2 separate regions of the Homo sapiens genome follow, and region 2 is linked to region 1. A link is a loop called in an ENCODE intact Hi-C map of the cell type or tissue named here. Cell type or tissue: ascending aorta. All regions are shown on one strand. Each heading gives the region's core, and the rest is flanking DNA. Links, peaks and the distances in the headings are about the cores only. Region 1 overlaps PTPRD (protein tyrosine phosphatase receptor type D). Region 2 overlaps PTPRD (protein tyrosine phosphatase receptor type D).

Region 1 (16,818 bases), core at 3,988-11,987:
TATAAAACACATGACATTCATTTTATAATTTGAAATCTGGATCTCACAGAAGCAGACTGGTGGTTGGGCTGAATGGGTGTTACATTCTCCACTTTCTCATTATCTTATTTCAAGAAGGCTCTGGAGACAATTCCTGACATCTCCGTGCTTCAACTTCCATCTGTGTGAAATGAAATAATGGCTGCCTCCAGCCTACCTCATCAAAATCAGTGAGCCACAAAAGCACATTAAAATCAGAGATGCAGGAAGGATTTTGAGGAAACAAGCTTCTGTCCATTATCATTAAAAACAAAACAAAATGTAGTCAGCCTTTCTCAACTGCGGTTCCACAAGATAATCATGCCCTACAGAATATAATTTGAGTGACTCCTCAATTCTCCTGAGATGGTACAAATGTAGTACCACTCTAGATGCATAGGAAAGAAGTTAACTCATTACATACAATAGATCCCTTAAGGCATCAGGGCTGAACTCTGTGAGTTCAGGATGGGAAAAGCTGATACCTTATGTTATATACAAATTAGGGTATGATATTTGATATCATTTTGTTTTAAAAAATAAAAAGCTATGAGTTTACAGACCTATAGATCCAAAGCCTCACCACATTCCAGAATAAAAATAAAACAGCCTAGAGAAATGCTAGAATGAAAGGCTCATAAATTTTGGGCTGTCACACAGAAGTAACAAAGAAGCAAGAAAAGACTAAGAACTCATACTTTACAGTTTACAAAATGTTTTTTTAAAAAGAATTTCTGACTTAATTGTCAATATTTATGGAGCTCATTTAAAATTCTACGCAATATGCTACAACAAGACAAACATTTCTTGTTTGAGAGGAGGAAAGAACGAGATATTAGAAAATAACCTTTTTTTTTTTTTTGAGATGGAGTCTCGCTCTGTCACCCAGGCTAGAGTGCAATGGCGCGATGACAGGCGTGTGCCACCACGCTTGGCTAATTTTTTGTATTTTTAATAGAGACGGGGTTTCACCCTGTTAGCCAGGATGGTCTCGATCTCCTGACCTCGTGATCCACCTGCCTCAGCCTCCCAAAGTGCTGGGATTGCAGGCGTGAGCCACCGCACCTGGCCTAACAGGGTCATTTTTTTAAGCTCACAAAGGTGTTCTTTGGTTTTGGGTTTTTTTTTTTTTAGAAAGAGAGCATCTCACTCTGTCACCCAGGCTGGAGTACAGTGACACGATCAAGGCTCACTGCAGCCTCAATCTCCTGAGGTCAAGCGATCCTCCTGCCTCTGCCTCCCAAGTAGCTAGGATGACAGACACGTACCACCTTACTTTTTTATTTTTTGTAGAGATAAGGTTTAACTTTTTTATTTTCATAGAGATAGGGTTCTACTATGTTGATCAGGCTGATGTTGAACTCCTGGCCTCAAGTGATCTTCCTGCCTTGGCTTCCCAAAGTGCTCAGATTACAGGTGTGAGCCACCATGCCCGGCCTAATGTTATTTAATTGTAATTTTGATCTCTATTGTGTCTTGGAGGAGGCAACTAATATTTTAAAGCTTCTGTTCTCTGCTCTCTCTTGTTTTCATCTCTCTCATCTTTATCAAGGTATTGTCTGGTCTTCTGAATCCTGTGAGACCTGACAATACACTGACTTTACATAATAATTTTTCAAATTTTTTACACTGTCAATCTTACTCTGTTCTAGCTCCCAGTATTTTAATCTGCTGTTGGCATCTTTTGTTCCTGTTACATTTCTTTTTTTTTTTTTTTTGTCCTCATCAATCTTCTTTTCCTACTCATTTCACTATGTTTTCTTTTCACTCCATCCTGCTGCTCATGACTTTCTGCTCTTTCATCAAGACTATATCTTCTTCCTTTCTGCTGAGGAAGTAAAACATTCACTTGAAATTCTCTCCTGGTCCTATAATAAATCCTATTGAGAAAAGTGGTTCTTCTCTTCTTCCGAGGTCTCCAGACAAGCATTCTTTCCCTTGTGCTGAAACATTATTTCCTGGACTCGTGTTTGTTTGTATGCTTCGATTTACTATCCTCTAACTGACAGGACCTATCCAGACACTGTTTGTTGAAAGATTCCATGACAAAGTTTGTCTGTGTCCCTTCTCCCTACTAATCAGGAGAAGATTATTGTAATCTCCTCAGATGTGGGACTCAGTGGTGCTTGTAGCTGGAATCTAAGGTAGCTGGGATTACAGGCGTGCGCCACAACGCCCAGCTAATTCTTGTGTTTTTGGTAGAGACCGGGTTTTACCACATTGGCCAGGCTGTTCTCAAACTCCTGACCTCAGGTGATCCACCCACTTCGGCCTCCACCGCGCCTGGCCAGCCTAACACCTTTTTAAAGGAAGAAGCTTAGTCAGAATTTTAAATACACACAGATACACACACACACAAATAATTTTATTTCAATCATCAGCTTTTTTCCTTATTATAGTATCTAAACAGATAAAAATAAGTGAGATCAATATTCATGTTTGGAGTTTTGTTTGGTTTCTTATTTCACTTACTTTTGCTGCTAATCTCTATTTTAAACAATTCTTTGTTATGAATTCACTATTCTAGTTAAAAATAACAGGTATGTTATTTCATTGCTGAGCTATTAATATCCCCACCTACTCATTTTCTATTTCCTCAAAATTTTTTTGAATGTCAGCATTACAAAATGTGGAAATGGAGAACTCAGTGTGCATTTTCTCTCTCCCTTGCTCCCTCTCTCTGTCTGTGTGTGTGTGTGTGTGTGTGTGTGTGTGGCGGTGGGGGGATGTATGCATGTTTTATGGAGGTGCCTAGTCTGGCTAGCAGAGCTATCACTTTGATTCTTAATGGGAATGTATATCTCCCTTTGATGTTTCTGTGGGTCTGAAGAATGCAATGGCCTTTCTAGTGATTATTCTAGGAGATCTGGCTTCCCACAAGAAAAAAACAAAAGGTTTTATCTCGTACAAGTAAAGTAGAAAGTAAATTGAGGTAGGAAATTGTACTATGGTTCCTTGCTGAAATAATTTTGGGATTAGTGAAGATGTGAGTAGTTCCACTTCTATTTCTAGTGCCTACTGCATAATAGGAATAACATTTTTAAAATATATGATTTCATGAATGAATCATTTAATCTTTAGTCCCTTTTTTCACTAAAAGGTTTATAATTTGGGGCAAGAAGGACACCAAGCTTTTTACATCTCATGTGTCAGCAGATGACTGTGGGATGAAGCTACAGGTAGAAAAATTTAAAAAGACAGAAGCTGATTTCATTTATTTGCCTAAATATAAATGATCTAAAAGATAAGCCAAAAACATTTTACAAATAGAGGCAAATGTGGTTGTCCTTGCATCCTAATAAGGCAAAAAGGCAATTATCAAGTAAGGTGGGGACAGAAAATAGAAGTTTTAACATGGTAGCTATAAAAAGAGACTAGGACACTCTAGCAGAAGAAAAAAGGTGGTTAAATAAAGAATAATTTGATAAAGTGATAACATATATTATAACTAACAAAACTGAAAGACTTCTGTCTTTTTCACAATTATAACATTTCTTTGTGTGCTTTTTTTCCTAAAGTGACATACCACACAATATGGTTACTGTTTATAATGACCATGGATGGAGAGAGCAAGCAAGCTAAATTAGAATTGGAGGATAGATGCTTTTTCATGAGATTTTAAAACCCAGGGTTGCAGCACAGAAAGCGGAGCTGCAAAGGTTAGTAGAAAGAACTAAAATACATCAAATGTGTCTCCTAAGGAGTTACAATCCTAAGAACGTATAACTAATCGCTAACTGTAAAGCTCATCTACATGGATAATTTTATAGACATCTAATAATACTGTTAATAATAACCATGGTCAAGGACGAGAAATGAAAAGATGTAGGGTCTATTAAAGAAAATGGGAAAGAGATGAATCCTCAGAAGAAAATCATTTTAAAGGTCACTAAATTCTGCCACAGTAGTGGAAGAAGGAAGATGAGATTACAGTTTTAGTTTTAAATATATTTGCAAAGTGGCCTACATGTGGATACAGTCTCTTATCCCTAGCTTCTCTGGTGAGCTATAAACCAAGGTCCCTAAGGCACCATTATTAACACATGAATCACAGAGGGTCAAATAAACTCAGATGCCCAATTTAGGTACATTAAAATATACCTACTGGTGGGAAAAGTGAGTAGGGAGATTGAGACTGAAGACTAAGTCTAACCTTTTTAATGTCCATACTATAGCAGTTTAGGGGATGTGTGTGTGTATATATATACAAAGGTTCTGTCTTTCTAGGAAAACATTCCCCACTAAATTAAATATATTAGTATAATTCTCAATAATTTTTCCTCTGCATTCAATAGAACTGTATCATAACTAATTTCATGGAGGCAAGAGAGATCAAGTTTGAACATCAAAACGAGATTGACTTTTGGGAATTTGTTTGGTTTTGTTTCCTACTGACAGTATAAAAGAAGCACCCTTATTGTTAGGACTATATCAATAAAACTGCATATATCACCTTCATGGAAATATTTAAAGCATGCAGAAGTCAGCTATGTTGATAGAATACAGATTTACAAATCAAATAATAATAAATAATGAGAATAAATCTTTTATTATTTTCTTAATTTAATTCAATTTCAAGCATTTTCATATAATAAAATAAATAATTTGTTTTTCTAACACTTCTCTCTGGCACGGAGGAGAGAAAGCAATACAAACTAACCTATCATGTCACCAGATGAACGGGCTCCTTCAATAGAAAACCTCTTTTAAAATTAATGGCCTGCTGCAGCATGATGAGTGCTCAGGAAAAGAAATATTTATGGGTTTTCTCCTAACTTCTGACCCTTGAAACTAAAAGCACTTTCTCCACCTCCTCTGTTCCAGTTAACCCATAGGAAAAACGTCTCTCTTTATGGCAGGGAGAAATTTTTATGATACTCAGAGATATAGCTATATAGATAAGTGAGCCAGTACACAGCTTCCCCCAAAAGCTTGCCTCCCAGCGGTGAGAAAAAGCACAGAATGCCTTGGGAAAGAGGGTAACTGGAACATGCATCGCCTACTCATCTCCCAGCATGGGATGGAGCCTCCTTCCAGCGTGACACTGAAATGCCCAGGCCATTCTTCAGGCTATCCAATGAGTCTCTGTAGTTAATAACCAACCTGAGCATTCAGGTAGGCTCAGGATCCTGGCTCAGATATAAACCCAGATTCCAGCAGGAGTAGCCACTGAAAAATCAAGCTTTTTGGATGCTCTGCCAAAGATGGTTTCAAGCTACTGAAGATCTCAAAAAGAAAACACTCTTTCTCTCTGTTCTCATTTGTTAGCTTGAGACAGTAGAGCAGACTATAAGACTCCAGTCATAAATAATGGTAGGCCAGGGATAGTGGCTCATGCCTGTAATCCCAGCACTTTGGGAGGCCGAGTTGGATGGATCGCCTGAAACCAGGAGTTCGAGACCAGCCTAGCCAATATAACGAAACCCCATCTCTAATAAAAATATACAAAAATTAGCTGGGTATGGTGGCTCATGCCTGTAATCCTAGCTACTTGGGAGGCTGAGGCATGAGAACCACTTATATCCAGGAGGAGGAGGTTGCAGTAGCCAAGATCACGCCACTGCACTCCAGCCTGGGTGACAGAGTGAGACTTGGTCTCAAAAAAATAAAGGCAATAATTATGTATTAATATAACATATATACATTATATATAACATATATAGTATAACATAACACTATAATGCATTGCTACAAATGTCATTTTTGTTTTGAAAAACAGGAAAGAAATAGCACACCTAAGAGAAAGTGATGTTCCCTAAAACAAAAAAAAAAAAGGTCACAATCTTCTTTTGGAATTTTGCTATTTTTGAGAAAAGTTTTTCGTTTTCTAGAAGAGAATGATCATAAGTTACCCCTCTCTTATATCAAATAAAAATGTCCCACATCAAAATGAGACCATGAGCACAAAGACAGCTAGTCATACACACTTCATAAAAAGCCACAAAATGTATTTCCTTTTTAAAAATTCTCTCTCATTAGCTTACTAAATATGGTAAATTCAAGACAAGACTGAACTATTCTCTTGATAATTTATTTTCAGAAAATTAATGCTTTTTAAATATCAGTTTCAAGAGTTCATTAAAAATTATTGAGGGATTGTTTCTTAATAATGAAATGCAAATATTATAAGTGAAGGGAGTGTTAATTACTTCAAAATGTGAAACCATTTGCAGTATTTAAAATAAATTAAGGACACTCTCACTCTAATTATTCCAGGACTGCAGTTAAGTCTCAGTCCTCTATGGTTGTTGTACATATGGCATTACATCAGATATGACACGTATGTGAAACATGCTTTTTCTTCTTCCTACTCTACATATTTTACTGTGATGTGAGCCATATGTTTCATTACAAAGGGTGGTATGAAAAGGCTATTGCAAGAGAGGAAAACTCTTGATTCAGATTTCAGCAATACAGAAAGGCCTCTTCATTAAAAACACATTATTGTTTGGTTTCAAGGCATTTACCTTATGTTCCCAGTAACACCCTGACAGTTTAGAGATTTAAAACATCTGGAATTTAGGCATTAAGATTTTAGGGATCATGGATCTGACACTAAAAATACGGACCATTATGGGACACTCTAAAGAATGGGTTATTTGAGCCAGGCATGGTGGCTCACTCCTACAATCCCAGCACTTAGGAAGGCCAAGGTGGGTGGATCACAAGGTCAGGAGTTCAAGACTAGCCTGGCCAACATGGTGAAACCCCATCTCTACTAAAATACGAAAATTAACCGGGTATAGTGGTGCGTGCCTGTAATCCCATCTACTCAGGAGGCTGAGGCAGGAGAGTTGTTTGAACCCGGGAGCTGGAGGTTGCAGTGAGCCGAGATTGCCCCATTGCACTCCAGGATGGGCAACAGAGAGTTTGTCTCAAAATAATAATAATAATGATAATAATAATAATAATAATAATAATAGCAGCTTATTTGATGGCAATAGAGATCACATGATGCATATATTAATATGTAATCATTTAATAATTAAACACATCTCATGATTGGGCATGAGGATACATTTAATGAGTTATAATTCTGGGTCCCAATATTATCTCCTGTTTATTAGCCAGACAACCTTTAAAACACTGTTCTGCTCTATTAATTCCAGAAGTTTATTTCAGTTGTGTGATTATGATAAAATGATTATCTAGCTTCCTTTCAGGGCCAGGAAGTGAAATAAAACGCCCTTTGAGCAGAAAGTACAAATTTTGCAATTACCAAATGCTAAATACGATTTAAACATATGTGTAGTAGTTTAAAGATATGTACACAAATTATCTGATACTCTTCCCCTCAAAAGATGGAGCATAATTCCACTCCCCTTGACTGTGGGCTAGACTTAGTGACTGCTTCCAGCAAACAGATTATGCCAGAGGTAATGCAATAACATTATGCCAGAGGTGATGCAATAACAATAACACTATAAGTTATATAAAAACCATGACTTCCCTCTTGGGTGCAATCTCCCGCCATCTTCATTCTCTCTGGCATAAGCCAACCTTCATGTTCTAAGGACACTTAGGCAGCCCGTGGACAGCCCCACATGGTGAGAAAAACCAATCCCTGCCAGCAACCATGTGAATAAGGTTAGAAGCGGGTATTATCAGTCCTGCCAAAAGCCAAGTAGCAGAGCCTACAAGCCAATATTCCCCCAGCCTAGCCTTGAGATGACCACATCTCTGGCCGACATCTTGACTGCAACCTCGTAACAGATCCTAAGCAAGAACTACCTGGTTAAGCTACTCCCATATTCCTGACTCACAGAAGCTGTGAGATAATAAATGCTGTTTTAAGTTGTTAAACTTGGCAGCAGTAGCTAACTACTACAGTATTAGTAGTCAGAAAAAGCTAACTACTACAATTTGTAATCAGAATAAGCTACAGTGGGTCAAGAATGAGTCCTGTTCTCCAAACCCAGCATTATGACTTTTCAGCTGTTTGATATTGGACAGTGTATCCACAGCTTCTGGGCCTCATTTCTTCATCTATACAACAAATATTTTAACCAAAATGATTTCTAAGACTCCTCTGGTCAACAAAATATAGTACTCTAAAGCTATAAACAGGTAGTTCTAAACCTGATGTAGGAAAAAATGACAATTGGAATAGCCCAGCATCAGGGACTGTCTTTAAGGCCCTCTTGGTGGATAGTCATTGGTAGTGTCCATACCAAGAGTTTCCTTACACTAGGTGGGAAATGTAGGCTGAAAACCTAACAGCAGGTCCTCAGGTAACATCATTTGGTTCAACCCCATTTCGTTTTACCACTGATGAAAAAAAAAAAAAAAATCAATCCCCAGCCGAGGCCACTGTCTTTGTGGAGTGTGTGCATACTCCCCAAGTATGCATGGGTTTCCTCTGGGTACTTGGTTTCCTCCCACATCCTAAACATGTGCACTGTAGGTGAGTCAGTGTATCTAAAGTGTCCCAGTGTCAGTGAGTAAGTATGTGTGAGTGTACCCTGAGATGGGACGGCATATTCTGCAGGGTCAGGTCCCCAATTTGCACCCTGAGCTGCCAGGGTAGGATCCAGCCTCCTGCAATTCTGAACTTGAATAAGTGCATTGGAAAATGAACAAATGAATGATTAAAAATTACTATCAAATAGAAAATTAATAATTTATCTATAATCATACAAATACACGACAATAAACACTGCAGCACAAAAGCACTCACCTATGTTTGTAATTGATTGCTTTTGAATTGCATGGTGGGAAAGGACACTTCTTACAATTTTCACTTTGCAAACATTTATTCCTTGATTTAACCCACCACCACTAGGAGCATCATCACTCATGGATTCACCAAAAGTTGGGTAAATAATTGTCTTACTTGTTTTTATGAATCTTTCTTAAATGTATATAAAGCTCACATTAATTTCAATGTTTAATATTAGAAGTGTTTATTTAGAAGTTTCGTGATGTGTTTGTGACCAGACATATGCCATAGGAACTTAACTCTTGTTTATATCAATTAGCCGATGGTGAAATTGGCTTCATAGGTTTCGCATAAGGTCATAGTTTTCAAGAACCTATCAACAATGTTAAGTGAGGACTTACTGTATATGTTTCCTTTCAACTCTGGTATGCTATATTTCTGACCCTAAGCTTTAAGAAAAAGAGAAATAGATAATGCCCCCAAATCAAACAAAACCAAAATGAAGAACCGCATATGTAAGAGATTTAGATAAAATATTTCCCCACTTTTTTTTCTTTTTTTTGAGATGGAGTTTTGCTCTTGTTGCCCAGGCTGGAATGCAATGGCACGATCTTGGCTCACCGCAACCTCCGCCTCCCAGGTTTGAGTGATTCTCCTGCCTCAGCCTCCCGAGTAGCTGGGATTACAGGTGTGCACCACCACAACCAGCTAATTTTTGTATTTTTAGTAGAGATGGGGTTCACCATGTTGGCCAGGCTGGTCTCGAACTCCTGACCTCAAGTGATCCACCCGCCTTGGCCTCTCAAAGTGCTGGGATTACAGGTTTGAGCCACCACACCCGGCGTCCCACATTTTTTGAACCAGTATTTCCCCTTGTACAACTCTACTCAAAGATCATTTATATAGGAACTCAAAGACACATGTACATTTGTTGCAGCATTTTTTTTGTAATGGCAAAACTAGAAAATATCTGAGTGACTATCAGTGAGGGTGCACCATACGTTGAGTCATAATAGATGGGTGGCCATGATCAATCTTCAACAAAGAAAACAAACTCTAAAAGCTTTGTTAGGAATCTCAAACTTGACCATACAATAGAATTATCAGGGAGTTAAAAATTTTGTGTTTGTTTTTTTAATTCGGATGCTCAGGTCATACTCCACAATAATTAAGTCAGAATCTTTCAAGGGGAGACCCAGGCATCTGTGTATTTTTGAAACTTACCAGGTGATTCCAATGTATAACTTAAGTTGAGAACCACTCAGTATGGTCTCATTTAAGTTACAGTAAAAAGAAAAAAGACCCACTGCTGTGTATGGGAAAGATGAAAAAGGAAACATATATAACTAAACATGGTGAGAATTAGGATAAAGAGGAAGTTTTACTCCTTACAAATTTTTTACAACAAATATACTACGGTAATTAAAAAAGGTCAGAGGGAAAGAAAATATTTCACCAATTTCTCAAATACAGTAGGGTCTGGAAGAACAAAGACAGTTGTTACTATTTGGCCTGAATTTGCGTCTTTAAAAGATATTAAGTGTGGGCGTGATAGCTCACATCTATAATACCAACACTTTGAGATGCCAAGGCAGGAGGCTTGCTTGAGCCCAGGAGTTTGAAACCACCCTGGGCAACATAGTGAGACCCCCATCTTGATTAAAAAAATTAAAAAATAAAATAACACTGGGTATAATGGTACGTGCCTATAGTCCTGCCTGTAATCCCAACACTTTGGGAGGCTGATGCAGGTGGATCCCTTGAGCCTATAAGTTCAGGACCAGTCTGAGCAACATGGCAAAACCTTGTCTCTACAAAAATACAAAACAATTAGCTGGGTGTGATGGCACACACCTGTAGTCCCAGCTACTCAGGAAGCTGAGAGGTGGAAGAATCTCTTGAGCCCAGAGGAGGAGGCTGCAGTGAGCACAGATTGAACCACTGTACTTCAGCCTGGGTGACAGAGCAAGATCCTGTCTCAAAATAAATAAATAATTTTTAAAAATAAGAAATAAGAGTCATTAAACCTTTAACTACAAAATGACACCCAGCTAAAAAGTAAAAAATGTAACTAATGGATTAGACACTACAGAAGACTACTGTTGTTACTGTTTTATTTTTCCCATAAAACTTACTTTCCTTCTAATAATGATTCCATAAAGATATAGTCCAAAACCCTTCATTGGAAGAAAAATAAACCAAATATGTACAGAATTTATAATCTGGAATTAATATTAGAAATGAAGTAACCTAGCTCTTCTTTTAAGATATAAGAAAAATGAAACTCACTGAATAATCATTAAACAGTTTGCAAGGGACTAGTACACTGACTTACTAAGGGTAGTCTAATGCCGTTCTTACCATGTTATAGCACTATATAATAAAAACAGATTTCCCGTGTTTCAAGGGTGTTTGTGTACATGGCAGGGAGGCACAGGGGAGGTGTTTAGCCAAAAGCAACCCACCTAATTCTGTGTGTTAGCATAACGCCAACTTTTGTCAATGATTTATGAATCACCCAAGGAAAATGTTTTATGTAACAGTGGAAATATTTTTATATATTTAAATGTGCAGCATGAAGAAAAACTAATAAAGATAAATGATTTATGTTATAATGTTTACTAGGCATTGTATCAGGAAACATTTGTGTCTAGTATTTGTTTGAGTTCATTCGGAATTTCTTTATTTACTCACTCACTATTTATATATCTTTGTTTAGTTTCCTCACAACGCTACAGTTTTGTAAACACTAGTACTGAGAACTAAATGAAAATTGCAAAAGCGTAATTACAGCTGGATGAGAATGTTAAGCACTCACTCCAAGTTTTAACCTGAGAGTGTTTTCAGTGAATAGCATCATCAATCAATATTTATTGAACATCCACAAAGTGTGTGATTTGGCCGAGGCAGTAGACAACAAAGGCATTTGTAGTTGTGTGGTTCTCCCTTCTTCTTGCAAGTAGTGGAAAACTGCCAAAAACTTAATGTGATAAATGAAAAAATGTGTCCCCCACCACTCATCTGAATACCAATTGCAAAGTAACAGGTTTCTCTCTAAACATCAGCCCTCAGTGTAAAAATGTAATGGTTCTACTGTGAGAATATTGATGTCAGAAGGAAAGCAACTCTGTTCAACAGTTTTCTATCTCTTAAAAAACTTTATTGTTTTATATTTCTAAAACAAAGAGGGGAGGGAGAGTTTTTGCTTGTAAATAGTTCAAAATTTACAATTAGAAAAAAAAAAAAATACATAGAAATCTGACCGCACTCCCCTGCTCCCAATCCAAGGATGCCAGTAATTGCAAGCTGGTAGATACACAATGGGTTTAAAAAATGGACATTCACGTAAATAGGAATAAGAAATGATCTGCCAAATATTACAGTGCTAAGACAGCTATGAGTGAAAACTGTCTGATTGAAAGTACCGGTCAGGCACGGTGGCTCATGCCTGTAATCCCAGCACTTTGGGAGGCCGAGGCCGGTGGATCACCTGAGGTCAGGAGTTTAAGACCAGCCTGACCAACATAGTGAACCCTCGTCTCTACCAAAAAACACAAAATTAGCCAGGCTTGGTGGTGCACGCCTGTAATCCCAGCTACTCGGGGGGCTGAGGCAGAGAGAATTGCTTGAACCGGGAGAAGTGGAGGTTGCAGTGAGCCGAGATCAAGCCCACTGCATTCCAGCCTGGATGACAGAGCTAGATTCCGTCTCAAATAAATAAATAAATAGAAAGAAAGAAAGTACCTTCTCAATTTGCTATGATAGTGTAATAAAAAAAAAAACACGATCCACTATCTATTCTAATACAATCAAATAATTAGAAAATACAAGAAAATTTATTCAAAGAATGAAAAAATATGTTCTATGAGCTTTGTCTATTTTCTATTCAACAGCAATTCATTTTTCTCTCATTAAATATACTCTCTAAACTGTGTAATATGGAAGATTTAATTATTATTAGACAATGGTGTAGTCAATCCCTCTAGGAAACTGACTGAGAAGCTTTCACTAAATCCAAAATCTTACACTTCAGACCAAACTCAAAGAAGATCCAAAAACAGATCTACTTGATACTTGCTTGACCTTTTTTTAAATTAAATACTTTCGTGGAAATATATATTGTATGTTTTATGTAATGTATGTTCCACTAATTATCTGAAGTCTTTTCCAAAAAATGTTCATATATTAATGGGCAAAAACGTCAAATATTCAAACTCAATTGAAAGGCAAAACACAATAGAAACCTGAAAACTTTAAGATGTAATCAGCATTCATTGAACGGAGTAAAACTTCCCATTGCACAGTTTCTTTGATAACAGTCTTTATGCCAGGCGTGGTGGCTCACGCCTGTAATACCTGCACTTTGGGAGGCAGAGGCGGGTGGATCACAAGGTCAGGAGATTGAGAACATCCTGGCTAATACGGTGAAACCCCGTCTCTACTAAAAATACAAAAAAAATTAGCCGGGCGTGGTGGCGGGCACCTGTAGTCCCAGCTACTTGGGAGGCTGAGGCAGGAGAATGGTGTGAACCTGGGAGGCAGAGCTTGCAGTGAGCCGAGATCACACCACTGCACTCCAGCCTGGGCGACAGAGCAAGATTCCGTCTCAAAAAAAAAAAAGATAGTAGTCTTTATTCTTTATTAAAAATTTAAAATTCTTTCTATTCTAACTGAATACACTGATTTGTAAAATATTTTCCTAGTTATTTACAAAAGTTTTTCCCATTATGGAGGAAAACCAGGCATGTATGCAAGTCCGTGTACACAAAATACTAAAGACTATCACTGTACTTTTAAAAATTCTTAGAATTTAGAACCAAGGAAAGTGTTTTATTCCTTAATATATCTAACAGTAGTGCTTTGTGTGTCATGGTAAAACATGAAATCTTTTTCCCACCAAAAACAGGTGACAAGTCTAAGTCAGTGTAGTATAGTGACACACGGACTTTAAATAAGTATTCAGTAAAACCCAAAGACCTCATAAATTTCCAATGTAAATTTTCTCTTTGGTTTGTCACTTGGAGATTTGTGGAGTGGAAATAGGTATTGGATGTTTGTTTTATGAATATAAAATTTACTCAAAGTTCCAAAGTCATCTAAAAAGAAAAGTCGAATACTTAAAGGATAATTATAAGAGAACACTGTTTTCAAATTGCATGCACGTATACATATGTTCAATTATAAGCATTCAACCCTTGTTTTAGATGACCAAACTAGTAGCCACAGCTGTGACCTGTGCATGGCTTTAAAAAAAAAAAAAAAATTCAGCCATCAGTCATTTACTAACATCATCTTATAAAAAAGCCCAACGCAGTGTACCTCACGCAGAAAAGCTGGGTCATAAACCAAATGCTTTATCAACTAATCAATATTAGCAAATATCAGACTGTAAGAATAATTACTAAAAAAAGAATAAATGCTTGAGATGGATACCCCACCTACCCTGATGTGATTATTATGCATTATATGCCTGTAAAAACTATCTCATGTACTCCATAAATATATACACCTACTATGTGCCCACAAAAATTAAAACTTAAAAAAAAACTATTCCTTCCTGAAAAAACAACAACAACAACAACAACAACACAGATTTTGAGGCCAGAACTCTTTTAAATTCTGCTTATTTTTACATAATTTTATTGTGATGGTTTCAAGTTCATTAACCTTTTCTTCTGTAATGTCTTGTTGGCTATTAACTCATCTTCTCTAATTTTCACCTCAGACAGTGTAGTTTTTTATCTCAAGAGCTCCAATCTGGGTTTTTAAATATTTGCATGTCACTACTTACTTTTTAAAACATAAAGGAGCACAGTACATAAAGAAGTACAGTTAAAAACCTCAAGCAGAAGAACTGCTTGAGACCAAGAGTTCAAGACCAGCCTGGGCAAGATAGTGAGACCCCATCTCTACAAAAAATTGAAAAATCAGCTTGGTGTAGTGGTGCATGCCTGTGGTCCCAGCTACTCAGGAGGCAGGAGGATCACTTGAGCCCAGGAGTTTGAGGATGTAGTTAGCTATGACTACGCCACTGCAATCCAGCCTGGGCAATAGAGCAAGACCTTGTCTCTAAAAAAATAATAAAAATAATTTTTTAAAAACTTGTTTTAATGTTCTTGTCTGCTAACTCTAACATCTGTGTCAATTCTGAGTCAGTTTCAATAGGTTGATTTTTTTTTCTCATGAGTATAACTTTTCTGCTTCCTTCTATATCTGGTAATTTTTTATTAGATACCAGATATTGTTAATTTTATTTTGGGGGTGCTAGATATTTTTGTGTCCCTATAAATATTCTTGCTTTTTGTTCTGAGATTCAGTTAAGATTCTTGGAAACATTTTGATAACTTTAGGCCTTGTTTTTAAGATTCTTTAGTTAGGACTCAGCTTAGGGTTTAACCTAAAGTCAATTTTTCCCCACTTCTGAAGCAAAACCCTTGTTCTACTCTACTGAATGCCCTATGAATTACTCTATGAATGTACTCTACTGAATGGCCTATGAATTATGGAGCTTTCCTCTCTGGTGGGAGCAGGCAATATTCCCAGCCCTGTGCAAGCTCCAGAGATTGTTTCCTTTAGTCTTTTTGAGTGGTTCTTTCCCCAGCCTTGGGTAGTTTGTTCACATGCATTTGCTGGTCAGCACTCTCTTGAATATCAACCAGAGAGGAAGCCTCTGTAGATCTCCAGAGCTCTTTCTGTATAGCTATCTGTCCTGGTACTATGTCCTGCAGACTCCAGCTGCCTTAGCCTACCCAGACACTCGGCCCCATCTTCCCAACTCAGGAGTTTGCCAAGTTTTAATTGATCTCTTCTGTTTAAACCCTAGAAACTCTCGCCAGGCAGTAAGCTGAGGCAATCATGGTACTCGCTTGTTGGTTTCTCATCACTCAGAGGGCACTGTACTTCAGGACCTGAAGTCCCATGTCTTGAGGACCACTGTTGCATGTATTTTATCTGTTTTATGGCTTGTTTCACACAGGAGAATAAATTGGTCCCTATCCTACTTGCTCAAAGCTGAAGTCAGAATTATCTTTTCACAACAAAAATCTGATAATGTAAATCCCCTGCTTAAAACACTTCATTGAATTCCCATCATTAAAATAAATTCCAAGCTCTTTACATTGATTTAGAAATTGACTTCATAATTTAAATCTTGTCTACTTTGCTAGCTAATCTTGTGACTTGTTTACAATAACTATGATTCAAAATAAAATAGCTGCAGTTTCAAATATACAAAATATTCTTTCATTACACTTGCACATGCTGTTTCCTGTCTAGAACTCTCTTTTCTGCCCTGGCTACTGAGAAAGTCTTATTCATTCATGAGTGATCAACACAAATGTAATGTCTGTGAAGCTTTCCTTACATGACACACTTCCAGCTACCTTCTCCCTCTCTCCTGACTCCAACCCCAAGAAGAGTTAGGCAGCCCTCCTCAACGCGCAAAGGAGCCATCTATTATCCAATCTCCTGTTACAGTGCCCATTACTTTGTACCACAGCTATTTATGTAAATATCTATTTCCCCACCTTGGACAAGCTCCTCAGATATGTTTCCTCATTTGTAAACTGGGGATAATACAGGGTGTCAAAAAGTTGGGGTGCACAGGATAAATATATCTTAACTGGGATGATACTTGCATTTTCAACCAATATGCTCAATTTGGTTTCCTTCAACGTCCGGATATCTTTTTTAGGTAGCATACCTTATAAGAAATTGGATTCAATTGCTAATTTGAATAACATATTATTTAATAAAAACACTACAGAGAAAATCCTAAAACATGAAAGACCTCAGTGCCTTCAGAAAGGGAGAAGATTAGAGATTACAGGAGAGAGCTGACAAGATGAAGATGAAGAAAAAACAGGGAGCTTTAGAGACTTTGTAAAGGATTTTATGATGTAACATAAATGCAACAATGTTACACACGCATAACCAAAATGCATGTGAAAAGTAACTTTTTTTTTTTTTTTTTTTTTTTTGAAACGGAGTTTTGCTCTTGTTGCCCAGGCTGGAGTGCAATGGCGCAATCTCGGCCCACTGCAACCTCCGCCTCCTGGGTTCAAGTGATTCTCCTGCCTCAGCCTCCCGAGTAGCTGGGATTACAGGCATGCGCCACCACACCTGGCTAATTTTGTATTTTT
Region 2 (16,818 bases), core at 4,722-12,721, 59 kb after region 1:
AGGAAATCATTCTTCCATGCAACCATGTTGCCATGGCAACCAAACCAATCAAGCTTCTTCACAAAGGCTTTTATGTCAAGTTCTGTTAGCAAACTCATATAGAAAGTATAACTCAACTAAATTAACACTACATTTGTTACCCTGTTAGAGATGGAAGAAAGGTACAAATCCTTTAAAAATTAGAGAAATAGGCACTCTTTCCATATCAACATGTTAAATTACTCAAGTTCAGTCTTTTTACATAAACAAAAGCCTCTTGAAGTCTCTTCTTTAGGAATAGAAGAAGAAAGGGAATTTTACCTAGCAGTACAAGCCCTTTCCAAAAATAGATTCTTTCCTCACCTTCTAAGGAATACAACAACAGAATTCTTGCATCTTGCTGAATCTTTTATTGTCATTTCTTTGCAAACCTGTGCTTCAGATACATCTGTGTTATAAGTGTAACTTACACGGAAGAAATCCTAGCATTTACCACTCAGCATTTTTAAGGCAAGTAGAATAAGTGAATCAACAATATGAACCCCTTTGATTAAAGAATATTTTTCCTTCGGTATAGCATGATGAAGCTGTAATATCAATTACGGCCTTAAATTTGAAGGCCATTTTATGTTACTGACATAGTTTCACACTAGGGCAACTCCATTTCTATGACATTTCTCATGCTAGTTAAATTCACTTCTTAAAAGCAAAACAACAGCTATGAGCAAGAGCTTTAATGAACCTTAGTAATCTGACACTCAGCTCCAGAGCCAATGGATTTTATAAGAAATGGACACCATATCATGTTGAATAAATCTTTCATATTCCTATCTTTAATTTTATTTAGAAATAGTAAAAGAAGTTCTATGTTCTCAAGAGTAAAAGTTTTATAATTTAGATGTAGAGAAAACACACCCAGCCTGGACAACATAGTGACACCCTGTCATTACAAAACAAATTGTTTTTCTTTTTTTAATTAGCTGGGTATAGTAGTGTGCACCTGTAGTGCCAGCCAGCTCCTTGGGAGGCTGAGGTACAAAGATTGCTTGAGCTCAGGAGTTCAAGAATGCAGTGAGCTGTGATCACACCACTGTCCTCCACCCTGGGTGACACAGCAAGCCCCTGTCTCTAAAGTAAAATAAAATAAAACAAAACAAAACAAAATAAAATATACCTTCTATCAATTTCATAGAATGGTAAAATCCATAAAATACCTAATAAGCATACTGATTATGGGAGTTGGTAGTGTGTCTAGCCTCTGTCCTAACAACCATCTTAAATTTCAAGTAGGTTTCTTCTTCTTGGACTTCTTGGTAGAATTTCAAGATTCCTGATGACCAGATTTTGCTCCAAAACATTTGACAACTAAGACTGGGTTGGAAATAATAACCAAGATAAATTTGGATCAAATAAAACTACAGTTAGTTGCTCAGGGGTTTTTAAAAGGCAAAGCATCATCAATACCATTAAACATAAATTTTACAACCTGAGCTTCCAAATTGCCTGTTATAACTCACGGCTTAGTGGGAATATTTTCAGGGCATTTTAGATAGAGTTAAATTGTAACTCTTGAATTTCAATTGAACTACAATTAAGAGCATCTGAAACACTGTATAAATCAAGATTATCCATTTTAATTTCTAGGTGTTTGATACATCAGAAGCCAAAGGTTTAAAGCTTTGGAAAATATCACTTTAATTGACTTTAAACATAAAATTGTATACCTCATCCTAATTAAATGATAGCATTTTACATTTGTGTGGCCACTGGAAAATTTACAATCTATATTCTCTGCCTCACCTTATTTGATTCTCTCTACAGTTTTAGCGGATAGGCAGAGAGATAAAAGAAGAAAATAGGGTTAATTTGGTTTAATAACTTATTTATAATACTGCCTTTAACAATAATAATAGTAAGATTAATCATTTAGTAAACACTTACAGGCCAGGTAGTGTCCTAAGAGCTTTCTTCCTCATTGCTAATGTCATGATCATATACAAATGTCTTCAATTCTCACAGTAATTAAGGTGAGGTTATTCTCATTTTACAGATTAAAACACTGAGACTCAGAAAGGTTAAGCAATCTGGCAAAAGCCACATAGTCAAAAAGTTAAGTCTCCAGAATGCAAAATCATACCTACTGAATTAGTATTATATTCATTTGCCTAAGAACAGACCAAATACTTAGATGTGCTTCTTACAAGAGCACTGCTTCTTACGCACATATTTAATTGTTACTAATTAATATTTATTGCATTTATAAAATTTCAAATAATTTGGCTTTGGTAATCACGATTTTGAATTTCAAATCATTTGGCCATTTTTGATATCAACATAAATTCAGCCATTCTGAACACATAGCTGTTTGTTCGTACAACAGATTTAAACAATTACTCCCGAAGAGTTCCCCGGTAACATTTGGAAGAATAGAGAATCTGGTAACTAACCAGGAAAACGACATAGCACTCTAGTCCACTACTAGTTGCAATGTTCGACTACTGGGTTAAATACAAAATATTGCCATGTCAGAAAAAGGCATAAAATGCTAGAAAATGATGGTTTAACAAGAGATCAACTTTCAAAATTAAAAACATAAAAATGTATCCTTAACGTTGTTAGGATCAAAGGAAATCACTATCTTTGGTGATAAATTAAACACCAAGCACTTACTCTGTGTCTTGAGTATTCCATTATTAAGTGGAAACAATTACTATTATCAAAGTTTGTGACTTACTTGACATGCTTGAATAAATAAAACATATAAACTATATAAAAGCTCATTCTAATACAACATATGTGAGGTAGACTGATCTGTTTCATATTCATATATTAACTTATATTTTATTTTATTATATTTCTCTAATATAAAAGCTCTTTGGGGCCCAGCACAGTGGCTCACACCTGTAATCCCAGCACTTTGGGAGGCTGAAGCAGGCAGATCACCTGAGGTCAGGATTCAAGATCAGCCTGGCCAACATGGCGAAACCCGTCTCTAATAAAAATACAAAAATTAACCAGGCGAGGTGGCACATGCCTGTAGTCCCAGCTACTTGAGAGGCTGAGGCAAGAGAATCACTTGAACCTTGGAGGCAGAGGTTGCAGTGAGCCAAGATTGAGCCACTGCACTCCAGCCTGGGCAACAGAGCAAGACTCTGGATCAAAAAAAAAGCTCTTTGTGAAACTTGGGGCAATTATTAACTTTCTACATTACATTTTAGGCACTTTCAATAAAATGTGGGAGATTGTTAGTTAAAGTCAGATTCCTTTGTGACACAGCATCGTGAAGTTGTTGATAGCCGGAATTAACCAGATAATTCCTTCAACTGACATACAATCAGAGAGCACAAAACGAGCTGAAAGATCACACTGGGGCTCTCCTGTGTCTTGTTCTCCTTGTCCACACAATCATATGCTCAGGAAGCTAAGTATTATAAAAGTATGACATCCCCTGACAATTGAGTTGAGTGCCCTTGTTTCAACATTCTTAAAGTAGCCATTCACAGCAGACGGCATCACTTTTGAGGCAACATTTCAGACATTCTGAAATTTCATTCTCTGTTTGTAAGAGCAGAGAAAAAGATATAAATCAGAATATGTAACAATAACATAGGAAACTATTTGCTAACACTTTCTATATATACATATATGTTTATATTCTTAAAATATATGCATATCTGTAGCTTTAATATAACCACAAATAATACAGGTGCAATTCTGATGTCTACTGCACAGATGTGAAAACTGAGGCACACATAGATTAAGTAATTTAATGAAAGGTCACTCAGCTAGTTAAGTGGCAGAGCTACTTACTGTACTAGGCAATCTAGCTCCATAAGCCATCTTTTCAACCTAAATTTAATATGAGGAAGAGAGTCTCTGCTCTCATAACAGCTTTTTATTGAAGAGAGTATATTTAAATATACAGAATATATTTATAATTTTAATAAAGCCTGATCATATTCATTAGTTAATTATAAAATGTCAGAAAAAATATTAAGAAAGTAAGTGTTTGGTGTTTCATTTACCATCAAAGACAGTGATTTCCTTTAATCCTATCAAGGTTAAGGATACATTTTTATGTTTTTAGTTTTGAAAGTTCAACTCTTGTTAAACCATCATTTTCTAGCATTTTATGCCTTTTTCTGGCATGGTAATATTTTGTATTTAAAGAAATCAATTTCTCAGCGAACGCCTCCTTGAAATTAAAATATATACATACTACACACCACACACACACACACACTTTTTGTGTATGTATATATGTCTCTGGACTCACACAAGACTCAAAGAGTAGAGTCACAGAATACCTCTATATTATGTTCCACTATCCCTTTACAATTGCTTAATGGTGAAAGTTCTTTTCTACTCCCTACACGACAAGTCAAGGAGTCTACTTATTTTTCTAACTCTTAATAATATGATGTCATACAATCATTTTAAGTTATCAAACACAGTCCCAATTCAGAAATTAGAGTGCCCAGTTCAGCATATTAGTCGCACTTGAAACTTTCAACTTATAGCCACCTCCCTTTCCCAGCTAGGGTTGGCTATAGACCAGCATCAGAAAATAAGTGAAAAAAGGTATGATCAGCCCCTTCTTCTCCTTTTTCACCTCCTCTGATCCCTCTGCTCCTCTTGATAGGTATTTTCTTGAACTATGGGGTTTAAGTAGTGAGAAAAAGGAAACAATGGGAATAAGAAAATTCTTAGATGATCACAGTTGGTAGCTGGCCACATACATGCTCTCTGGGTTTGGCCCATGTTTACAGCCACCTCTCTCTCTCTCTGTCTCTCTCTCTCTCTCACATGGTAAGCTCATGGCTTCTTCAGAAGGCACTCACTCCTGGACTCCTGTTACCTGCTGTGCTGAATGTGGGTGCCATAGTCTACCCCACGCATCACTCACTCCTTCTACAACCCCTAGGAATTCAAGGTAACTTCTACTGCGGTTTGTTTCTTTCTCTTAGCAGCTCCTTGGATAAGGCCCAAGAGGGCATCCACTCTTGTCTGCAAGAAACATTTAGAAATCCCCCTTTCCCCTAAGAGTGGAGGCCAATCCCAATGCAGTCACCTCTTCTTTCCTCCACTTTGTGAGAAACAACTAACTGGCCTGGCTCTTGACTGTTTTAGACTTTCTAAGTAGAAATAACAACATCCATCCAATAAGTTCCTTCAACTTCAGGAAACAGAGTCTCGCTCTGTTGCCCAGGCTGGATTGCAGTGGCACAATCTCGGCTCACGGCAACCTCCGCCTCCCAGGTTCAAGCAATTCTCTGCCTCAGCCTCCCGAGTAGCTGGGATTACAGGCAACTGCCACCATGCCCCACTAATTTTTGTATTTTTAGTAGAGACGGGGTTTCACCATCTTGGCCAGGCTGGTATCGAACTCCTGACCTCGTGATCCACCCACCTCGGTCTCTCAAAGCACTGGGATTACAGGCGTGAGCCACCCATCTGGCCTGAAAACTAACTCTTTAACAAGGCAAAAGTCTTTAAATATTCTGTGATCATAGACAGTTACAGGATTTGTTGCCACCACTTTGGCAAACATGAAAGTCACTGTGAAAGCAGAAAACACATTTTTAGTGGTTTTGGTTTTGGTTTTGTTTTGCTTAGTAAGCATTTTTCAGTCTCCATTATTTCATAAATGCACAAGGGGCTACACCCTTCTTATGTTTCTTACTCTGTACCAAGTTGAGTCACTGAAAGTTTCCCCCAGTGATTTAGTATATCTGGTCTCTTTGATTTTTGCCCCTGGAACATTCATCCATGCCCAGGTAATGTCTGCCTTAGAAAGGGCTCTAGTACCCTAACTGCTATCAAAGCAAACTCAGATAGAGAAATAAAAGGCTATAAGAACTGGAAATAAAATGTTAAAGTACAAACCAATATAATCATGTGTTCTGACAGAGAAAGTATACTTTAAATTGTGCACAGCCAGGCGCTCACTACAATTTGGAAATTCTCCCAGAGAGAGTAGAACTGTTACATTTATACCTTGGTTGGAAAGTTAAGGACATGGTTGTTGAAGGCTAATGTTAAAACGCTACCACAGGAGAAGGGATGATTCACTGAGATAAAGTAATTATGGAAGTCAAACACATGCTTACAAGTACAGTATCAATAACAATATTATTGAGGACTTATTTGTGTTATGCATTATACCTCACAGCCTTCGGTTGGGGCTATTATTTTTATACCCAAATTAGACATAGGAAACCAAAGCTAACAGAGATTAAGCAATTTGCCCAAGGTCCCGCAGCTGACAATGGAACAGAACTGGAATCCAATTCTGTTAAACTTCAACCCCCTCCCATCCCCCAAAACCACCAGTGCTGCAGTCATTTACTTAAGCTACGGCAATTTAACAGGTTAGAAAGCAGAAAGGATTAACAGATTTCCATTCCTCCAAACTAAGCCCAGTGTTCACACAGCCCACACTGGAATCTTTCGAAAATAACATTTCTGGTCAAGTCAGTCCTCGGTATGAAATCTTCCAATGCTTTCCCATCTACAGCTGAAGAAAGTACAGAGGATCTAGTAAGACATTTAATACTCAGGGTTCTGTTTCCATTTTACTCAACAGCCCACACCCCACAGCCTCTTCTTGAAGCCCTCTTCTCTCCCGGTATTCTACTCTACTTTAATATCCTAGTTTTCTTCTTACCACTTGGGCCTGTTCTTTCTCAGGCTCCTTAGAAGTTTCACCCCCTTTGCCTGACCTCTAAATGTTCAGTGTTCCACTGAACCCCTTCTTAAAATTCCTGGATGATTTCATCCCTTCCCACAAAGCTTTAATTGCCATCTTTGGTTTCAATGATTCACAAACTTTTAACTCAACAGCAATTGTACCTTTGAACTACAGAATCATGTAATACATAGCCCTTCCCCACCTTGCATGCTTCATGGAAACCTTAAACCAATAGTTTCCAAGCTGATTTCCTTATCCGCCAGCAAGTTTATATGCCAGCCTTCCCCATCTCAAGAAATCACACCTTAGCTGGGTGTGGTGGTGGCGCGTGCCTGTAAGTCCCAGCAGCTCGAGAGGCTAAGGCGGGAAGATCACCTGGGCCAGGGAGGTCGAGACTGCAGTGAGCTGTGATCACACCACTGCACTCCAGCCTGGGGAAACAGAGTGAGACCCTGTTTCAAAAAAGGGAAGGGAAAGGGAAAAGGAAAGGGAAAGGAAAGGGAAAGGAAAGGAAAGGCGGAAGGAAGGAAACCATTTTGTTACAGGAAAGGAGTCTTGATCCAGACCCTAAGGGAGGGTTATTGGATTTTGCGCGAGAAAAGATTAACGGTGAGTTTGCAGTGCAAAGTGAAAGCAAGTTCATTAAAAAAGTAAAAGAATAAAAGAATGGCTACTTTATAGACAGAGTAGTCCCAAGGGCTGCTGGTTGCCCATTTTTATGGTTATTTCTTGATGATATGCTAAACAAGGGGTGGATTATTCATGTCTTCCCTTTTTAGATTGTATAGGGTAACTTCCTGATGTTGCCATGGCATTTGTAAACTGTCATGGTGCTGGTGGGAGTGTAGCAGTGAAGACAACCAGAGGTCACTCTTGTCGCCACTTTGGTGTTGGTGGGTTTTGGCTGGCTCCTTTACTGTTACCTTTTATTAGCAAGGTTTTCATGGCCTGTATTTTGTGCTGACCTTTTATCTTATCCTGTGACTTAGAATGCCTTAATCGTCTGGGAATGCAGCCCAGTGGGTCCTAGCCTCATTTTACCCAGCTTTTATTTAAGATGGAGTTGCTGTGGTTAGCACACCTTTGACATTTCCCCTCTCCCTTTTATAAGAGAACCTTTGATCCTAAGGGTTGCCCAGGGACAAAGATCTATTTTTTGTAACTTTTTTAGGCCAAATAGGGGCGATGATATTTTGGCCTAACTATGGGGGTCTCTTGCATTCACGGTAGAGAAGAGCTTCGTTAGAAAGTGTTAGTATGGTAAGGTTTATTTATAACTTTTGAGTTTTGACAAAAGGTGGTATCTGTAAGATTAGTTAACTGTTTAATAAAACATTCAGTAAGCTTGTTTTGTATTCTTATACAAAGAGTATAACAGTAATATATTTCACAAGAGTAAAGCAAAATAAGTTATTTTAAGTAAACTAAATTAGAAGGCTTTTTATGAACTGGGCAACTGTTGGAACTAAGCTGATACCGGGTTGTCAGCTGATTGTAATGTGCCCAGAATTAGAATACTGATCCAGATTTTTACATTACTTATTCCTTTTGGTTTTTTTTGAGCAGCAGTTAGAGATCACTGGTTGGTTCACAGGAATAAGCAGGGTTTGCTGAAATTGCAGAAATAAGCTTAGAAACAACTAATGAGACTAGAATTTAATAACAAGTATAGTATAGTTCTTGAAACGTAGTATTTTTCCCAGTTTTCCATTTTCACTAAAGATAAATTATGGTAAGACTGATTTGCTTTATTATACTTGGCCTGATTATTTGTATAAAGTGCAGTAAGAATAATTATTTTTTACATAGGCTTTTTAAAAATTGGCTTTGATGGAACTTTGTTTCATAGAAGGAATTTTAGATAAGACTTTTTTAAAGCTGAGCCCTGCCATGAGTTTGTACCTTTAAATATTTATGAGTTGGGTAAATTTCTTTCTTTTTGAGGTCCCAAGATAACTTGTGGTTTCTGGACCTGTTAGAAAGTGATATTTTTTATTTGGCACAGGTTAGAAACCCTGTATAGGGACTGTTTTAGGCAAGGTATGTGGCCAGTTTTCTAAAGGGTTTTTATTGGCTTTACAAGTTAAGTTTGATAACTTAAAGGAAAGTACACCATTTTAGTTAAAGCCTTGGTAAAATAACCAATTTTTAAAATTGTGTCCTGTGACAAAAGAAAACAGATGTTTATTGCACTCATGTAAATAACTATATTGTCATAAGAATGCTTACAACTAGTTTTTAAAATTCTGAAAAAATGAGGTAGAGAGAAATAAATATGCTCTAAATTTTTTTATAGGAGTACACTTAACTGTTAAAAGCTGTAATAGCTTAAAAGAAAAGGTTCCTTGACTTTGAAAAATAAAAGATTAGCAACGTTTTAAGCAAAGTTTAAAAGAGAGGGTTCTTGGATTTTGGCAAGAAAGAATTCATGGTGAGTTCGCAGTGTAAAGTGAAAGTAAGTTTATTAAGAAAGTAAAGAAATAAAAGAATGGCTACTTTATAGACAGAGCAGCCATGAGGGCTGCTGGTTGCCCATTGTTATGGTTATTTCTTGAAGAAATGCTAAACAAGGGGTGGATTATTCATGCCTCCCCTTTCTAGACCATATAGAGTAACTTCCGACATTCCCATGGCATTTGCAAACTGTCATGGCGCCAGTGAGAGTGTAGCAGCAAGGATGAGCAGATGCCACAATTGTTGCCATTTTGGTGTTGGTGGGTTTTGGCCAGCTCCTACTGTAACCTGTTTTATCAACAAGGATTTTATGGCCTGTATTTTGTACTGACCTTTTATCTTATCCTGTGACTTAGAATGCCTTGTCTGGGAAGGCAGCACAGTAGATCTTAGCCTCATTTTACCCAGCTTTTAAGATGGAGTTGCTCTGGTTCACAGGCCTCTGACAATTCACAGATAAAGGCCTGTATCTGTCCTCAATTTCTTCCCAATCTTCCTCCTCCTCCACACCCTTAACTCAATCAGTTGGAAATCCTGTAGTCATTGCCACCACCATCTCTCATCCAGACTACCTATAATAGCTTCCTAAATGGCCTTCCTATTTCTACTCTTGTTACCTCCCAATCTATTCCTTACAAAGCATCCAGAATAATTTATATATTTTTTAAATCCATTGTTTCACCCCTCAGCCTACAATCCCTCCCATGGTCTCCTATTGTGCCTTAAATGAAATCCAATCTCATTACCAAAGCCCTGAGCCATCAGACCTCCTGACCATTTTTCTCCAATCTTAATCACTTTTGACTCACCCAGTCCACCACCCTCCAGCCCTGCTGGCCTCCCTTCCGTTCACCACACAGTTATTTCCTGCCTTTTATCCTTCATACGTGCTGATACCAGCTACCCATATCCAACTGATTCCTTCTCATCCTTCAGGTCTTTACTTAAATGTACAAGACCAAGATTCCAAGACTGCAGGCACCATCTTTTTTTTTTTTTCTATATAGTGCTTATCCAATTTGCAATTGTGTATTCATCCATTATTTTACTCTCCTGCTGGACGGTAAGCCCCTTAATGGCAAGCATAGTATCTCTTCTGATCACCAGTAAATGCCCAGTGTTTAGCATGATGCCTGACAAACAGAAGAAATTCTACAAATATTAAAATTTAGAGCCTTGCGTGGTCTGGTCTCTGACAACTTCTCCCAACTCTCTAACCCCACACACTGGTTCTCATCATATCTTTAAAAAAGCTTATGGGATACCCAATGAGCACGATTCCTTGACACATGTTTCTCCTTCTGCCTGGGATGCTCTTTCTCCCCTTGTTTAAACTGGCAGATTTCTTCTCACTCTTTCAGTCAAACTCTAGTGTCTTTCTACCCCTACACACACACATATAACACACACACACACTACACACACCCTCATGGTTCAGAGTAGACTTGATTAATTCCTCTTCTCTAGGCTCACTACACTTCTGATAAAATATTATCATACTAAATTGCTAAAAAATCTGTCCTCCTATCAATCTCCTTTAATAGACTAACTAAGCTCACTGAGGGTAAGGACAACTTCTAATTCATATTTCAGTCCCCCAAACCTAGGGAAATCTATGGTAAATAGATACGTGACTCAACCCATCAATCTATTTGTTATTGAAAAAATTTTAGTTTTAGACCAGGTGAGGTGGCTCATGCCTGTAATCCCAGCACTTTGGGAGGCCAAGGTGGGTGGATCACCTGAGGTCAAGGGTTCAAAACCAGCCTGGGCAACATGGTGAAACCCCATCTCTACTAAAAATACAAAAATTAGCCAGGTATGGTGGCGCACCCCTGTAATTTCAGCTACTCAGGAGGCTGAGGCACAAGAATCACTTGAACCCAGGAGGCAGAGGCTGCAGTGAGCCAAGATTGGGCCACCACACTCCAGCCTGGGCAATAGAGTGAGACTCTGTCTCAAACAAACAAAAAAAATTAGGTTTTTGCCACAGAAAGTAACCAAATTCCTTTTTTTCCCCTCATAAAGTAATCAGCTCATCATTTATATTTCAAAGCAGAGCATGCCTTTAACCTATAGGGTATTTATCATGTCTCATCACTCAAAGATTTATTATTGTTTACTAGTGATTATTAAAATTTATGAATTAAACTAAATATGGATGTAATCCAATTAAGACATAGCTAAATGAACTTGAATAGGACCTATTGAAAAGAACAGGCCTGAAATCATGTGGATGAGTATCTTCTCTGAAATATCTACATTTTTATATTAATATAATATCTCAAAGCACATTTAATTAGTACTTATCACCATCCCCTAAACAATAAGATAATAATATATTCAATACTGTGTTGGGCACTGTTTAATCTGTTTGGCTTATATGTATATTATTTTAAAAAGGAAGTAAATCCCATAAAAGTCTACAGGTTATACAATCCACAGATGAAGAGCTGGATGCAATGATTATGAAGTACACAGAGCTTGATGGAAAGAGAATCATTTCTGTCTTCCAATGGCTAATTTGAAACTGGTGATACTCAAAGACTTGTGTTTAAACATGACTATGCACAATGGACTAAATGTTTGTATCTCCCTAAATTCATATGCTGAAGCTCTAATACTCAATGTGATGGTATTAGAAGGTGAGCCTTTGAGAGGTAATTAGGTCATGAGGGTGGATCCCTTGTGAACAGGAATAGTGCTCTTATAAGAAGAAACATCACAGAAATGACTTCTCACTGCCATGTGAGGACAAAGCAAGAAGGCACCTGTCTGTGAACCAGGAAAAAGACCCCAAACAGGAACCAAATCACCTGACACCTTGATCTTGGACTTCTGGCCTCCAGAACTGTGAGAAATAATGTTTGTTGTTTAAGCCACCCTATCTAGGATATTTTGTTGCAGTAGCTCAAAGAGACTAAGATGTTATGCTTGTTAGTAGTACTCTAAGGCAGGCAGAACCCCAAATTATGAGTTGCTGCTGAATTGATACCAGGTTCTGTAGCAGTTGAAGAACTAGTTATCAAAAAGTGAGAAGGTAACTGAGAGTACTATTATCTACGCATCTCTAAAAAACATATATAATAAATTGTTAAGTCCATGTTTTTTCTGGATTCATTATAAAGCTTTAACTTTGCAACAGAATAACATTAAATACTCCCTATAAAATTTGTGAAATTCTCCTCTCCATGTAAACTCAGACAATTCAAGCCATGGCAGATTTGTTATTATTTTAAAATAACTTAGGGTGCGTTCATCTTCACAGCATATGTGGACAACAGTGTTCCATAAAATGCAGTACTTGAAAAAGAAACACATATTCTTGGAAATACTCTATCACACTGTGCCAGCAATGCCATCTATCATATGCATCCATTTTAAATTTACTGTTGAGAGCTTTCCAAATTAAATAGATAATCACTACTAATGTTTCCTTAATTGTCCATGTAAATTATTTTATTTTTATAATTGAAGTATAGCTTATATAAGTGAATTGCCCGGGTTTTAGGTGCAGCTGGATGACATTTAACAAATGTTATGTCTACATAACCCACATCCTTATCAAGATATACAACATTTCCATCACCCCAGAAAGCTTGTTCATGTCCTTATCCAGTCATCCTCCTCTTCCCTCACTCCCAGCTCCCTTCCATCCTATGCCAAGGCAATCACTGTCATGATTTTTGTCACTATAGATTAGTTTTACCTAAAAAATCACAGAGGGAATCATACAGTTTGTACCCTTTTGTTTCTGGCTTCTTTCACACAATATACTGTTCTCGAGATTTATCATTTTGTGCATACATCAGTTCATTACTTTTGTATTGGTGAGTAGCTCTGCATTGTGCATTTAAAACGTGACTTTTTTGGAAGGTTATTATAATCCTATGGAAATCTTTATCATAACACACATCACACTGGGTTAGAATTTCTTGGTGAACTGGACTTTTCCCCCTGACTTGCACACAGGTTGTTGTCCAGCACTTGACAGAGCATCAACTACCTCCTGGGAGCTCGGTTACTAGGAAGATAGTACACATTAATGCATCATCCTCTAGAGATATATTTTGACAGCACAGAACAATGAAACAACCATAGAATCAGCTGACTGGGGACAAACAGCTCAGTCTACCACTAATAACCATAATCTTCAGCAGGTCATTTACCCTTCCTGACCTTCACTTTTATAATCTGTAAAATGGAAATAACAATAACATATCAGAAAACTAGTATGAAGATTAAATGCTATTACTTGTATGAAACCTCTTCATTAACTATATAATTCTATAAAACATTATTATAATGTAGCTGAGACAACAGACCTTTCAGAAAATATTTACTGGGTAATACCAGTAAACAAAATTTGAAGATTAAATACCAAAGTTTGAATCTGAGTCTTTACTGTGTTGGAATCAGGCATTGTTCTAGTCTCCTTACATTTATTAACTCTTTTAATGTTTTAAGCATCACTATAGCATAGGTACTGTTATTATGTTCATTTTACAGATGAGAAAATGAGGCAAAGCACATAAAATGACCTGCTCAAGGTCTCACAGCTTACAAGGGGAGAGCCTGAGGTATTAACTCAAGCACTTGGGTTCCACAGTCCAAACTCTTAAGTGTTTTGTTTTACCCCTTTTCTACAGCTTGCTTAGTATAAATTTGCAAAGATTATTTTGAACTCTAGCACTTGAGGGAAAATAATCAAAGGATTAAAAGATATGAGATAAATTTTATAGAAATTGTAAGACTTCTGGGCACTCTCAAAAGTCCACAAGAAACAAAAAATCTTGATATTAAGAAACAAGAGGGTAAACAAGAAAGGAAAGTGGAGAATGGGCTTCAGTCATCGAATCATGGACAGATGAGAGGTTTCAAGCACAATTAAGTGCTCTGTGACCAAACAGAAAAGTGAGGACCATGATCATCTCAAAACTCCTTCAACTCCCCCCAGTGAGGAGTGTGCAGCGACACAGTGTCCACCCTATCATGAGGGGGCATGTTCCTCCCAGTCAATACCCAGCAAAGGGGAAGCAGACACTACTTCGCTGAAAGGAAGACTTTTTAAAAAGAGAAAACAAGTGCAAATGGTCATTCGCACGCAAGGATATTCACAATCAAATCCGTAATTTGGGGAAAGGGCATACGTGATGGTGAAATCATTGCTTAAAGAAATCCCAAAACCCTACTAGAGTGTAAACTGTTGCCTCATTTTTCTAACAATTCTCTTCAATTGATTAATTATTAGTGAAACCATTATAAGGCTTAATCAGCAAGTGATATATCAGCATTTAGTATGAAGTTTATATTTTTAATAACAAATATGCTTTAGAATACTCAAGGACTAGTTTTTCTGAGGAATTTTGATGATCCAGCTTCACCTAAGATAGGCACTTAGAAAATCTGTGGACTTAGAAGGGACATTTGGCATCACTGAATCCAGCTCCTACACTTCGCAGACAAGATGACTGAGACTCAGGAAAAGGGTTTTGTTTTTCTGATACTTGACAGTAAGAGGGAGGGTTGCGGAATGGTTTTTATTAAAGACTCCCCTCCAAAACTGTCATGAATTCATTCCTGCACTTGTTTCAGACATTCTCTTTTCTGATGATTATCTTTGTTAGGTCTACCTCTTGAATCCTAGGAGAATGTCAAGAAATGTTTAAAGGTGAGTTGGTTAAAAATTTAAAACAATCTCGCTTACTCTGTATCAAAATACACTTGGCTTGCTTCCATTACACCATTATGAAACTGCATTAGGAGACCGGACTACACATTATACAGTCTACATACAATTAAATACATTATATAACATGCTCAGAGACCAGACTACACATTATACAGTCTACATACAATTAAAAAGCAAATCCCAATCCAATTCAATAAAACCAGTCATTTCAAATAGAAAGAGAAACAACTGGGTGAGCAATATTAAAGCTTGTTAAACTTTCCTACAAATGTATAATAAACCCTTTAAAATGTAATGTCCTGAATGAAACATATCATCTTCAAATATTAAAAAAGAACTCACATACAATCTGTCTCTTTCAGCCACAGTTAGAATGAATTTTATCATTCTGAAAATTCTCTGCTATTGGTTTCAACACTGTATCACTTTTGTGAGTCAACTACATTGTAAACACTGCAAAACCTCAGAGAAAGTTTCACAAAACAAAGACGATTTACATATACTAATTTGACAAAAACTGCTTCCAAATCACAACGTTTTATGAAGTCCATATTCTATTTCTCCTTTAGTGCTTTTTTTGACAGTTGGAAATGGGTACAAGTTGTAATTTACTTGTATCCATTTCCTACTTTAGTAGTGTCCAGGAAAATTATTTGAACAGCATGACAGATAAAAGGCAACAATGAAAAGTGTTTGCAACCTTCTGAGAGCTATAATGTGCACTGAATGCAAACAGTAGCCGGTGATTTAAATATGTATGTGTATATGTGTGTGTGTGTGTGTGTGTGTGTGTGTGTATGATCTATACATATGTCTGATGACTACCAAGACAGTACCTAAATATATTTAAGAATCCTGCAATAAAAACGTTATGCCAAATGGTGTGCATTGATCCAGTAATCCCCAAAGCTCCTGGTCTCAACCTTTAATTTATCCTAACAGATAACTGCTTTGAGAAAAACAATGAAGAAAACAGTGAAGACTGACAGTGGGTAACAGTGTATTTTTGTAATCATGAAAGCAGAAAAACAAAAAGATGTCAAATGTAAAGCAAGGGGCAGCTAAAATCATCTTTTTTTTTTTTTTTTTTTGTCAAATAACACTTCACAATGTGAAAATTATGGGGAAAATAGGCAATGAATTACAAGTAAGAGAAAAAGTCAATTATGGCAATTACCAAAACAGCCACACAACATTTCAGACATGCCCAACTGAACGAGGTCACAATATACTTCAAGTTATGAGAAAGAGAAAATTAACCAGTGTTTGCACCCACTATGTGTGTTTTGTTAACAAAGTGATTTTGATTAAGTTTGTGGTCACACTGCAGGATCACAAGACTTCACAAAGAGGATTATTTTAAATGTGAAATCTTTCAACTGTAAAACTAATCATTTCTGAAGGAGGCTGGATATTCAATATTTCTCTAAATTGGAGTTCTCTCTCTCTCTCTCTCTGGCTCTTGCTCTCTCTGTATTTCTCTTTTTCAGATTGCATGAGGCTTCATTTTTTCATAAACGCATACCCCCAAAGAACAAAAAATAATATCTGAAATGAAAACAAATGCAACCTTTCACTTCATGTTAGTTGTCTCATAAATTTAATATCTACTCTTCATTACCTAGAAAGCTGTAACATGAAAGACATTTTCTTTCCTATTCTTACTTTGCAGATGAAAAAAAAATCAGCAATACAACTGACTTGATATCTTCTGTGTGCGACCCAGAAATCTTAATAACAGCATTGGCACATCCAGTTCATACACAGGCCACAGCAACAGTGCTTACAGAGAGAAAGAAAAAACATGAGCTTTAGAGGTTGAGCTGGGAAGTTTACAGCTTTTCTCTTCTGACTCATTGTATAGGAAGACCTTGCTAATGAAATAACCATATTGGACAGTATTCTACTACCCCTTAGTTCCCAAGAGGTTATTAGCATTGATTTGAGCATGTGACTTTTGAAACATCTTCAGGATGTTTGAGCACAGCTACTTTTGATAAGC

What was found. A loop is a pair of places that touch in the nucleus more often than their neighbours do. Peaks named below come from ENCODE experiments on the same cell type or tissue, not always from the same donor. Only the 100,000 strongest peaks of a DNase experiment are listed, where the experiment ranks them.
Region 2: it touches region 1 in a loop (3-fold over the local background); 4 of 110 quality-filtered maps call a loop at or near these places.

What each region holds. Positions count from the first base shown.
Region 1 is chr9:8,757,896-8,774,713 of GRCh38, forward strand. The region is part of intron 11 of PTPRD (protein tyrosine phosphatase receptor type D); the gene reads right to left. Among named protein-coding and RNA genes, the nearest start is that of PTPRD-AS1, 92 kb to the right of the region's middle. In ascending aorta, for the core only: no CTCF peak of the experiment used is centred there; no DNase peak of the experiment used is centred there.
Region 2 is chr9:8,816,523-8,833,340 of GRCh38, forward strand. The region is part of intron 11 of PTPRD (protein tyrosine phosphatase receptor type D); the gene reads right to left. Among named protein-coding and RNA genes, the nearest start is that of PTPRD-AS1, 33 kb to the right of the region's middle. In ascending aorta, for the core only: no CTCF peak of the experiment used is centred there; no DNase peak of the experiment used is centred there; H3K4me3 peaks cover 1,189 bases; H3K27ac peaks cover 807 bases.